2 separate regions of the Homo sapiens genome follow, and region 2 is linked to region 1. Evidence: chromatin loops called from intact Hi-C (ENCODE). Cell type or tissue: natural killer cell. All regions are shown on one strand. Each heading gives the region's core, and the rest is flanking DNA. Links, peaks and the distances in the headings are about the cores only.

Region 1 (5,335 bases), core at 75-5,074:
GTTTCACCATGTTGGCCAGGCTGGTCTTGAACTCCTGACCTCGAGTGATCTGCCCACTTCAGCCTCCCAAAGTGCTGGGATTACAGGTGTGAACCACCACACCTGGCCTACAAATTTGTATGTATCTATACTTTTGACAGTTCATGGAATTTATGATCTGTTCTATTTATCTATTTATTCTGGTGCCATTATCATAATTTTTCAGTTATTGTGGCTTTATTTTCTTCAAAAATGTCCATGGCCATTATCTCATATTTATTCTATGTGATTTACTTCAGAATCATATATTTTGATACACTGTTTGCTCATATTGTCATTTTATAATGTTAACTAGTTTTACAGTATTTTTTTCTGGGTTTTACAGTATTTTTTTCTGTTAGCTTATCTACTTTCCCCCTAAAATTATCATGTATTTAATCATGTCTAAATAAAAACCAAAGGGGAACAGAAGAAAATTCCAAAAAATAATTGTTGGTAGACCTGAAGGTTGCCCCCAAGTTTTCAGTTTATCTTGGTGATATCCATGTACCCATTCTGTGAATGTTACTGAATCCTAAGGTAGAAAGAGTCTCTACCTCTTCTAGGCCTGCTTTTGATCTCCAATTAGTGGGGTCTGTAGTGGTCTACTAGCATTTGTTAAATTCATTTCTCATGTCATCCCACCAATTGTCTCAGGAAGGGAAGACATTGGCTGGTTCTTGGTGTCTTCCTGAAGTTGGTCTGTCCTTCATGTTATATCAGATAAAAACTTCTCAACACCTGTAGAATGCAACGGACACCACTTCCCTGCCAGCTCCCTGTTTTCTCCTTTTCCTTTTCTTGGTTTATGGAGTTTTCTCCTTACTTTCCTTTTTCTTTGTAGTTTTTATCGGTTTTTTCCCTTACTTCACCATCTTCCCAAGAAATCTTGAGTTAGATCACTTTGTGGAACTTAGTATGAGCAAGCTATACCACTAATAAACATTAAAATAATGAGATAGCCTAAGAGTAACTGCTCAAAGAAAATGAAGACTATCCCCGAATTCATGCATGACCATAGCATGTATTTTGAAAGAAGAAAGAAAACATAGCAAACCTTGCCAATCAATAAGCAATTTGCCGATCAATAAGTAATTTCCCTGTACTATTCAATGCAGGCAGATCTCCACAGTGGGCAGATACAAGAGTTTTTTTTTCTTTTACCATGGGTAAAATTTCTTTTATTTGAGAAAGTAATGTGTATACATAGTTTTAAAAAATAAAGACAAAGAATATACAGAAAAGATCTTCCATCCATTCCTGCTCTGCACCCCTCTACCATCTTTCAGTATTCTCCCTAGAGACAAGCCCTGTTATTTATCTACTGGTTTACAAATAGAGAAATCTTTCATTATCCCTCAAATTAAAACTGATCAGCATATTGAGATGATATGATGTTGAGAAGATACAGTATTATTGTAACTGTTAAGAAAAGCTAGAATAATATCAAAGGTATTGTAGTGGATAAAACTTAGGCAGATGCACAAAAAAGATGTACCACCTCTCCCTTTTTATTAATGAATATGAAAATAATTTATAAATTACTTACTCAAACAAACATTTACTGAGCATCTACCATATGCTAGGGACTGTCCTAAGTGGTATGGACAGAAAATGAAGCAAGACGTACTCCATCTATTACCTTCCATTTCATTTTATTAAGATAATTGTTAATAACAGCTGACGTGTTATATTTTAAGTGCTAAATCAAAATGTCATTGCATAAAAGTCATTTGCAAATCAAACGGAACAATCTGAGCACAGATCTAAAACTCGTAATGCTTCCTTGGATCCTGGACCATAATACTGTACTTGTGGTAAGCTCAGAGCAGGAGGGAATAGCCTGATGACAAATTACCCCTCATCTTAAATGTTCTAACATCCCCTATACTGTCAGTCGACCTTGGGTGTGTTCACACACAATAGCACACAGGAAGACGCGAAGGTGACGTGGCCTTCCTGTTTGGGCAAGGCATAATCTTAACATAGAAGGTGCCTGTTGCTCATTACGGGCAGAAAAAAGAGCCATTATCACTTACAATTGGACAGACCTCTTTGACTTTGGCAGGGGCCCGCCAACCTGCACACCAGAGGCACACATAGGGAGTGAGGGAGGAATGTTGAGAAGTGATTTCCCAATGGCCCATCTCTAAGGAAGTAGTCTCTGTTTTTTCAGTTCACACTTTACCACAATGCTTACCTTGTGCCAGGCCCTATTCTAAGTGCTTTTCATATATTTACTCATTTAATGCTCACAACAGCCCTATGAGGCAGAAACTACATTTATTCCCATTTGACAGATAAGGAAACTGAGGATCAGAGAGGTTACGTATCCTGGCCAAGGTCACAGAGTTAGTGAGCTGTCTATACAAGCCACATGGAGTGAGGTTCTGGAGATGGAAGTTGGGGTTAGTCAGAACAGATGCCTTAAAATGTCCTTGTCAAAGTTGCCTCTTCTATGCAAAATGATAATTCTGAAATCAGCAACCTAAAAAACAGCAGCCATCTATTATGACCTCACCACTGTGCTATGTGTTTTATAAATGAAAAGCCCAATCCTAACAAACCCTTTAAAGTAGGGACTTTAACCACCCATTTTATAGATTAAGAAATTAAGGTCTGGAAAGTAACTTCCCCTAGCTAGTGAGATCTGAAGCCAGGATCTTAGCTGTCTGACTCCAGGACCCATGCTTTTTTCATTTCACTGTAGTGACTATGTGTGAGTGAGAAATTCCAACATCATCACAATCAGAAAAATAGTGGCTCTGTCTACTCTGATGGTTTATGCTTGTGCTAACACAGGCTGTCCTCCTAGTGGGGAGAAGTCTTTGGCACAAGTAATTAATTTACATTAATGCTTAGCTCTCACTCCTATGTAGTATTCATATTTGACACAGTACAATTTTTCTCATTTTCAAACACAGATTATTCACACCATACATATGTAGCAGATAATTCAATAATAAATTGACTGTGATCAAACATTTGGCAAAAGCTTGAGAAGTCAAATAGTTTTTAAAAAGTCTGATATATCCTTAGACTTCCAAATTGTCTCCATTTTAAGGTTAGAGCATCTAAAAGCAAACCCAAGTACCTGTTTTATAATATTATAGCCCCCTACAGAAATGCCTCCACAAGTTAGGGCACTTTAGAAACTATAGTGAACCATCTGAATGGTTTTCTAAAACTATCCTTGAGGACATAGATTATTGTGTTAATCAAGGTTCCCTGATCCTTTTGTTTAATAACAGAAAAGAGGCACTACCTTTTCCTTTTCACTCGTGCATAGATTATTGTGTTAATCAAGGTTCCCTGATCCTTTTGTTTAATAACAGAAAAGAGGCACTACCTTTTCCTTTTCACTCGTGCTAACATGAAAATATAAGAGCAAGCATTAAGGCCTAATTGTATAAAAGCTGTATCATGTCTCATGTGGTAAAAACACACAGTCCCTGTTATCCCAGATGTTCTCTGAAAGTTTCTATACCTAATTATCCTATTTACATTTTAAACATTGTTGTTGCTTTCTTTTTCAAGTAGGTGAAGTTAGAAATAAAAAATAAATATTAAACTTTGATATATTTATTAATTCAGAAGTTGGTCAATCTAAAGTTCAATAATCTATGAAAAATTACCAAATTCACAGTACTCAACAATAAAAAAGAACCAGAGAAGTAAAGACCTCTAATGAAATGTGATTGGTACATCTGCCCTGAAGAGAGCTTTTTGAAAGGAAGGAAAGGAGGGAGGGAAAAAGGAAAGTTGAAGGCTGCAGACATTTCTAAGTGGATAGACTAAGTAGGAGAAAAGTTAATTACCAAATGGTTAAAGTCAAAGTGTAATACTGGGACCTGGAGACCTGGGAGACTTCTGGATTAAACAGATGAACTTACGTCTGCTCTCCCCTCCTTCTGAATCACCATAAAATGATAGCCCACAGTGCCTGGGCCTTGGAGAACCCCAGGAGATAGAGCCTAGGACCTCAGAACGGCTGCAGAAGGGCAGAAGACACTCCTTGACCCCTCTCTATCCTTCAAAGTCCCATCCCCTCTCTCATCCAGTGGAAGACACAAGACTTCCTATCAAGTGAGACTGAACTACAGGCAGCACCAGGGGCAGTAACACAATAATGAAAACGCCTTTCCACTAAAAGAGGAATTAGGAGGAAACAGAGACAAAGCAGAGATCAGAAGAAAAGTACAGAGGGATAATACTGCATTCATGAAATAAAGTACAGAATGCTATTTTCTAAAAGGAGGTGGGAACATTCAGAGAATAAAAAAGAGCTCTTGGATACTAAACTTATGATTGCTGACATTCAATAGAAGAATTGGGAAATACAGTTGAGAAAATCTCAAAATAGACAGAAGAACCCAAACAAACAAGGAGACACAAAAATAGGGGGAAAACATACAACAAATGGTAAGTCCAGAAAATGCAACAGAGGGCCAGAAATAAAGATAGAACATGGAGAAAAGATAATTCTCAAAGAAATAATTCAAGGATTTCACAGAACTGAAGAACAGGTGTCTGCAAGTGTTAAGTCCCTCTGATCGAGGAGACCACAAAGGCATATCATTGTGAAATGTCAGACACCAGGGATAAAGAGAAGACTGTGAAAGCTTCCAGAGAGAATGAACAGACCCCGTGTAAAGGATCAGGGGTCAGGCTGGCATTAGGCTCTCAACAGCAATGTTAGAGGCAATGGGTAATGTCTTCCAAATTTGGAGGGCAGATGGGCATAAAGATGTCTGCAGATATGCAAGATTCCAAACTATCTCTCATGAACCTGCCAAGATAAAGGAGGGGGTTACAAGAAAGGGGTGGTAAACGAGAAGCCAAGTGAATTCCCAAGAAGTTGGGAAGTGAGGACAGAAACCCTGCAGCCAGTCTGGAGGTGAACTGCCCAAATGGGAAGGGAACACCACAGTTCCAGAAATACCCTCTCCAAGGAAAACAACACAACACACTGAGAGGCTGTCTGGTGTGTTTAAGCACACTATGTTTAGGAAAGAATCAATGATAGGTACACAGAAACCAAACAAAGAAAAAACAAGGCCGTTTTCAACTCAATTATGCTTAAGGAAACATAATCATGGCACACTACGTACTTATCTACAAATACAATGTGCATAATAATACAACCACTACATTGTATTATTGTATAATAATTGTATAATAATACAATATACTAATTGTATAACAATACAATCACTGATTTAACCAAAAGTTGTGATGTGAAATTACACTGGCAAGATGGAACATAAAAACATTCATATTTTATAGTAGAGAGTCAATAAAACTGAAAGACATAGTA
Region 2 (5,335 bases), core at 255-5,254, 450 kb before region 1:
CTTCAACAAAACCTGTGTGTCTATTTCTCTAGCTACCCCCCTGTTTTCACTGCTCCTTCTCCGCAACTGTGGGTGGATGGGACTGTTAAGCCCATGGGCATCTTCTCTGAGGAATTAAGGAGGGGTATTGGTGAAGGGTTGAGAGGTAGGGGCTTGACAAGGAAGGAGAAAGAGAGTAGCTGTAGAACCACACAGTGAAGGTAACTCCATTTCTCTTTCCCTCCTGCCATGAACATTGCAGGGCAGAAAAGACAGGGTGTGTAATTTCGATGGTTAGAATTGAGGGGAGGAGGTGGGGCCGCCCCCCGGCATGTCTGCAATGGCAGGGTCAGTTTGGGTCTCACCAGCAAACTTTGTAGTAGATTCTGCATCATCCCCCTTATGTTTTCTCTAATGTACTCTTTATTATTCAGCTGAATATTTCTCTTCAGATGATGTTTTTTTTCAGTCTGATCAAAGCTGCTTTTCTTTTCCCAAAGCTTTACTTGGGTGGCCCTCCCTGGGACATCTGCTCATGGCCGTTTTGAACTTTTCTCTCTGCACAACTGCACAACTGCCAACTTTCCCCAGGTTTTCTGAAGCCAAGTGAGGCTGAAAGAAGGATCAAAACAGTCTGTCTTCTTGAAACATTTGCAAAAGATGATTTATTTTACCCTGGTGGTATCCAATACTTTGAGAATACATATTAGGAATTCAACACATTTTTCATTGTAGAAGAAAAAAAAAAAAACCAAGCCAACTTGTCCATGGCCATTTCCCCTTTCAGTGTTAGTTTAAAATGTTGGTATTCTTGCCAGCTATATGGCCGTGGGCAAACATTGGCACTCTGGACCTTTCTGTTTTCTCAGTTGTAAAATAGGAATTATATAATTCTCATTTCTCTAGGTTGTTGTGAGGATTAAAGGAGATAGTAACTTATATATGATGAAAGGGTAAGGGCAATGAGAAGGAGTGGGGCCCAACAACTTCCTCTCTTGGCATCTCCTCTGTAGAAATTTTTAGATTCTTTCCAAGAGCTGCATGTATTGGATGTTCAGTGCAATATTGTTTGTTATAATAAAAAGGATGAAGGATGAGTAAAGAAATCATGGCACATTTACATTGTGAAATATTATGCAGCAGTTAAAAAGAGTAAAGCACCTCTGTATGGATAAATACGGAAAAAGCTTCAGGGCCTCTTATGTCAATCAAAGCAAGTTGTGGCATAGTCATTTCCTTTATGCTGAAAATAATTACCATGTGTAGTAGGCTGAAAAATTATCCCCAAATGCTGTGCATGTTATCTCATTTAGAAAAAGGATCTTTGCAGATCTGATTTAGGATCTTGAGATGGGGAACTTACTGTGGATTACCCAGGTGGACCCTAAATGCCATCACAAATATGCATCTAAGTAAGAGGCAGAGGGAGATTTGACACAAACAAAAGAGGAGACCATGGAGGCGGAGACTGGAGTGATGTGACTACAAGACAAGGAATGCCGACAGCCACCAAAAGCTGGAAGAGGCAAGGAACAGATTCTCCCCTAGAGCCTTTGGAGGTAGCACGGCCCTGCTGACACCTTGATTTTGACCCGGTGAAACTGATGTGGAACTTCTGGCCTCCAGAACTGTGAGGGAATACATTTATGTTGTTTTAAGCCAGCAAGTCAGTGGTAATCTGTTATGGCAGCTACAGGAAACTAATATACTGTGACATATGCATATGTTATAATGCAAAGAAAAGCAACAGCCTGAGAAGATGCACACCCTAATTGCTAACTGTGGCTTCCTCTGGGGAGGAGAAGGAGATGTTCGATTTTGCCCTGATTTATTTGGTATATGGGTTTTTAACAGTGCATATCTATGCATGTAGTACCTGTGTGTTTTCTAAAATAGCAATATAGACCAAATTAAAAGCATATCTAATTGGGACAGAAATTTAGGATCTCACTTCAGAAAAATCATCAGATAAATGTATCTTAGGGGGTGACAAGGCATCATTTGTTTTATAGAAAAGAGGCTCAGACCTACTGAGCACTGTTAGTTGCAATGATATTGAATGCCTCTCAAGAGGGAGATTGGCTTATTTACCCACTGACTTTTGTCCCTTATTGCTTGAGGGCTGTCACCAGATGTGTTAATTTCCCCTGAGCTTCCTGGCACAGCAGGCAAGAAAGCAGGAGTGATCAGGTCCTTGAGGTGGGGACCGGCAGTACACAGGAGGATTGTCTGCTGTGGGGGCAGCTGGAGTCAATCGGGGGCCACGGGGACATAACGTGGGTGTGTTCACTATATTCTCTTATTTTCTGGTTTTTTATGCTCTGGTGTCTGGTGCCTTGTGGACTTAGGGAAGGACTGCCCCTCCGAGGGTTAGCTAATTCTTAAGAAGAGAGAGTAATCAACTGGCCTGTGAGCATACCTTTCGTGTGCAAACCAACCAATTCTGAGTCTATATCACCCATCTTCTTTTATCAGCTTTCTGTCTGTCCTCTGCTCTATCACCTATAGCCCAGAGCCTGCTGAAATTATTCAATTTCAGTTAGCTTAACTTTCTTTGCTCATTCCGTACTGTGAAAACCACAGTAAAGGCTTCAGCTGCATTTGCTCTCGCAATTTGCCTGCCCATCTCAGCTCCTGTGGCCCTGTGTGGCATGCCGTACTTCCTGTTTCTAGCTGACTGTGAATATATCAAAAACTTATTTCATGGCAATTATTTTTGTGTCTCTGTGTCTTACCAAACACTGCAGGTGCAGTGTTTGCTTGAAACAAACTCTGGGTACATTTTAAAATAATGGGGCACAAAAAGCATCTGCTGTGTTGGGTAGTGGGTGGGGGTGGCTGGCTTTCCAAACAGAAAAGAGCCTTGGAGATTGGAGGAGCCCTCTTCACCAGCAGACGTGCAGTGCCACAGGCCAGGGAACAGTGTTTCCACCTCCCTGATAACCCCTCTTATCTGACAGCTCATTTTGCAGAGAGCTTCTCACGTGCCAGGCACTGTGATAGTCTGGAGATGCAATTGTGAGCCCATGTCCTGCCTGCATGGATCAACCCATCCATTGAGCGACAGACATTAAATGATCAAATCCAGTACAGAGTGAAAAGGGGTGTGCTTGGGAAGGAACAGTGTGTTATGGGAGCACACGGCGAGGACATCCAATTCATTGAGGAGTCTCAGGGGAAGGCTTCCTGGGGGAGGTGGTGTCTAAGCTGAGACCTGAGCAATGGAAACAGGAGGAGGGGTCTATTTCAGGCAGAAGGATCAACACATATAAAGGTGTGGAGACAGAGTGGGTCTGGCACTGTCCAGAATTGAAAGAAGTTTAGCATGGCTAGAGCACTTCCGGCATTTAGGTGTTCTCTAAGGAGACTTTGAAGGATATGATCCAGTTTGTGGCAAGTGGCCTGCAGAGGAGCAGGAGTGGGAGCAAAGGGGGCTGTTGCACGTGTCCTGGTAAAGAAGAGGGTGCCTGGGCTCAGTCACAGAGGGTCTAATGAGAAACGGATTGGTTCAAGAGCTGTTTAGGAGGAAAAATTTGCAAGACTTAGATGTATGGGGCAGAGGAAAGGTGGAATGAAGGTCAGGCCCAGATTTCTGGCTTGGGTATCTGGGTGGACAGTGCTACCTTTTAGCCAGATTGGAAACAGAAGGATGGGAATCCATAGGAGAGAGGATGAGATGGTGAATAAATTAGAAAGTGGAGAACTGCTAGGTGACCCTGTGGTCCCTCCCTCTCTCCTTCACTCTTAGAAGTCTAACTGGGATAGGTGGATCACCTCACTTCCTGGTCCATGTCACTCCAAAGGGCTTCAAGGGTGGTCTTTCCAGAAGAATGCGGCTAAGTGATCAGCCTGGAGGCTGCACTCGATTCACACAAAGCTGGTGAATAAATCTTGTGGAAGTGTGCAGCAGGAACAAAATTCTTGGAATTCTCAGGTCTGTTTGGGTGCTGTGGCTCCTGAGCACGGAAGTTGGAAAAAGGTCGTTGCTCTGAGGGCTGATTAGTCACTGCATTCGGTAAGGGCACACTCCTTTCTTCTTAAAAAAGTACCATTGAGGACTGCTGGTGTAAACACGGCAGCATAAACTCTGCATCCTCACCTTACCCTGGAACTAGCAGAAAGTAACAAAGAAGATGGAAGACAAAATGCAAATTCCTTTTTCAGATAAATTAGGAGGCAGTCACCAAAATACTTGGGAACAGCGTAAGAAGCAGCCAGTTTCATGCAGGTGCAGTGTTGGAGGAAGTGAGAAAGAGTGGAAGAGGGAGCCCAAGTTGGCAGATCTCAGAAAGCACCAATGAAATATGCCGGAAGGTGAGTGACACACCTGAGGAGCAGAATCACCATCCCCCGCTTGTCTGCAAAAGAGGGTGTGGAAATGGGATGGGGGCAAGTTTAGTGGCTCAGAGGATCCAGCTGGACTATTGGGATTAGAAAAGCAGAGGACACTGTGATACATAAAGAGCCATGCCAACAAGCCATATTTGCAGGATGCAGCCTGGTCATGGGGTAGATGAGAAGAAGAAAGCATCTGCATCATGAAAACCGGTTGATTTCAAATTCCACCGGGGTTCTACAGGAACCTCTTTCAATTGACTGGTCCAACTCATACAATAAAAACAGTCCAGCATCTATGCAGAGATACTGTGAGAAAAAAGGAGACAAAGAACAGCAATGTTTCTTAACAGATGAGGGCTGGCCACCTGAAAATATTACCTGGAGACAGTGGAATTTTGAGCAATCTTATCACAATGAATTTTTAAAACTTAAAGTACCCTCTGTGAATAAATACCACAAAGCAGAAATGCAAGAACTCAAGAAAAAATGGTAAAATGGAAAGATGTGAAATATGAGCTGGAAAGAAGTAGGGAAAAGTGGAAAATAACAGAAAGGGTGAATAAATATTAGGTAAAACACAGTAAGTCAAATAGAGTATAAAAACAAGAACAGTGAACAAAATGAAATGAAAATAGTTAGAAAGGATTAAAGAGAAGGTAAGAAACATATAAGGAAGATAAAGGAGAGCCACCGTGTACATAATTGAAGAGCCTAAAGAAAAAAGTAAAATAAAGTCATGGAATGGAAGAAATATTTAATATTTAGCTCAAGAAAATTCTCATGAAATAAAAAGACTTGTGTTTACCTTTTCTAATAGGGCATATTGCACGCCAAGAAAAGCTGACCCGAAACAGTCAACACTGATAGATCTTAGGAATGTTACTGGATGTTAAAGAAAAAGAAAGAATTCTTAGGGCAGCCAGGCAGGGTAAAAAATCAGTTCAATCTTAGATTTCCCTTAACCTTACAAAACAGTGGAGCAGAACCCATAAGCTATTCAAAGAAAGAAACTGTAAGC

The links. Hi-C counts contacts between places; a loop is a spot of excess contacts. Peaks named below come from ENCODE experiments on the same cell type or tissue, not always from the same donor. Only the 100,000 strongest peaks of a DNase experiment are listed, where the experiment ranks them.
Region 2: a loop joins it to region 1, with 4 times the contacts of the local background. A loop is called at or near these places in 1 of 110 quality-filtered maps.

The regions. Positions count from the first base shown.
Region 1 is chr3:43,475,794-43,481,128 of GRCh38, forward strand. The region is part of intron 11 of ANO10 (anoctamin 10); the gene reads right to left. Among named protein-coding and RNA genes, the nearest start is that of SNRK-AS1, 130 kb to the left of the region's middle. RefSeq lists an enhancer at 2,954-3,526. In natural killer cell, for the core only: a CTCF peak has its summit at 2,909; DNase peaks (open chromatin) are centred at 1,958, 2,398 and 2,768; H3K27ac peaks cover 2,846 bases.
Region 2 is chr3:43,021,776-43,027,110 of GRCh38, forward strand. The region is part of intron 1 of GASK1A (golgi associated kinase 1A); the gene reads left to right. Among named protein-coding and RNA genes, the nearest start is that of GASK1A, 45 kb to the left of the region's middle. In natural killer cell, for the core only: no CTCF peak of the experiment used is centred there; DNase peaks (open chromatin) are centred at 2,166 and 2,606; H3K4me3 peaks cover 353 bases; H3K27ac peaks cover 1,290 bases.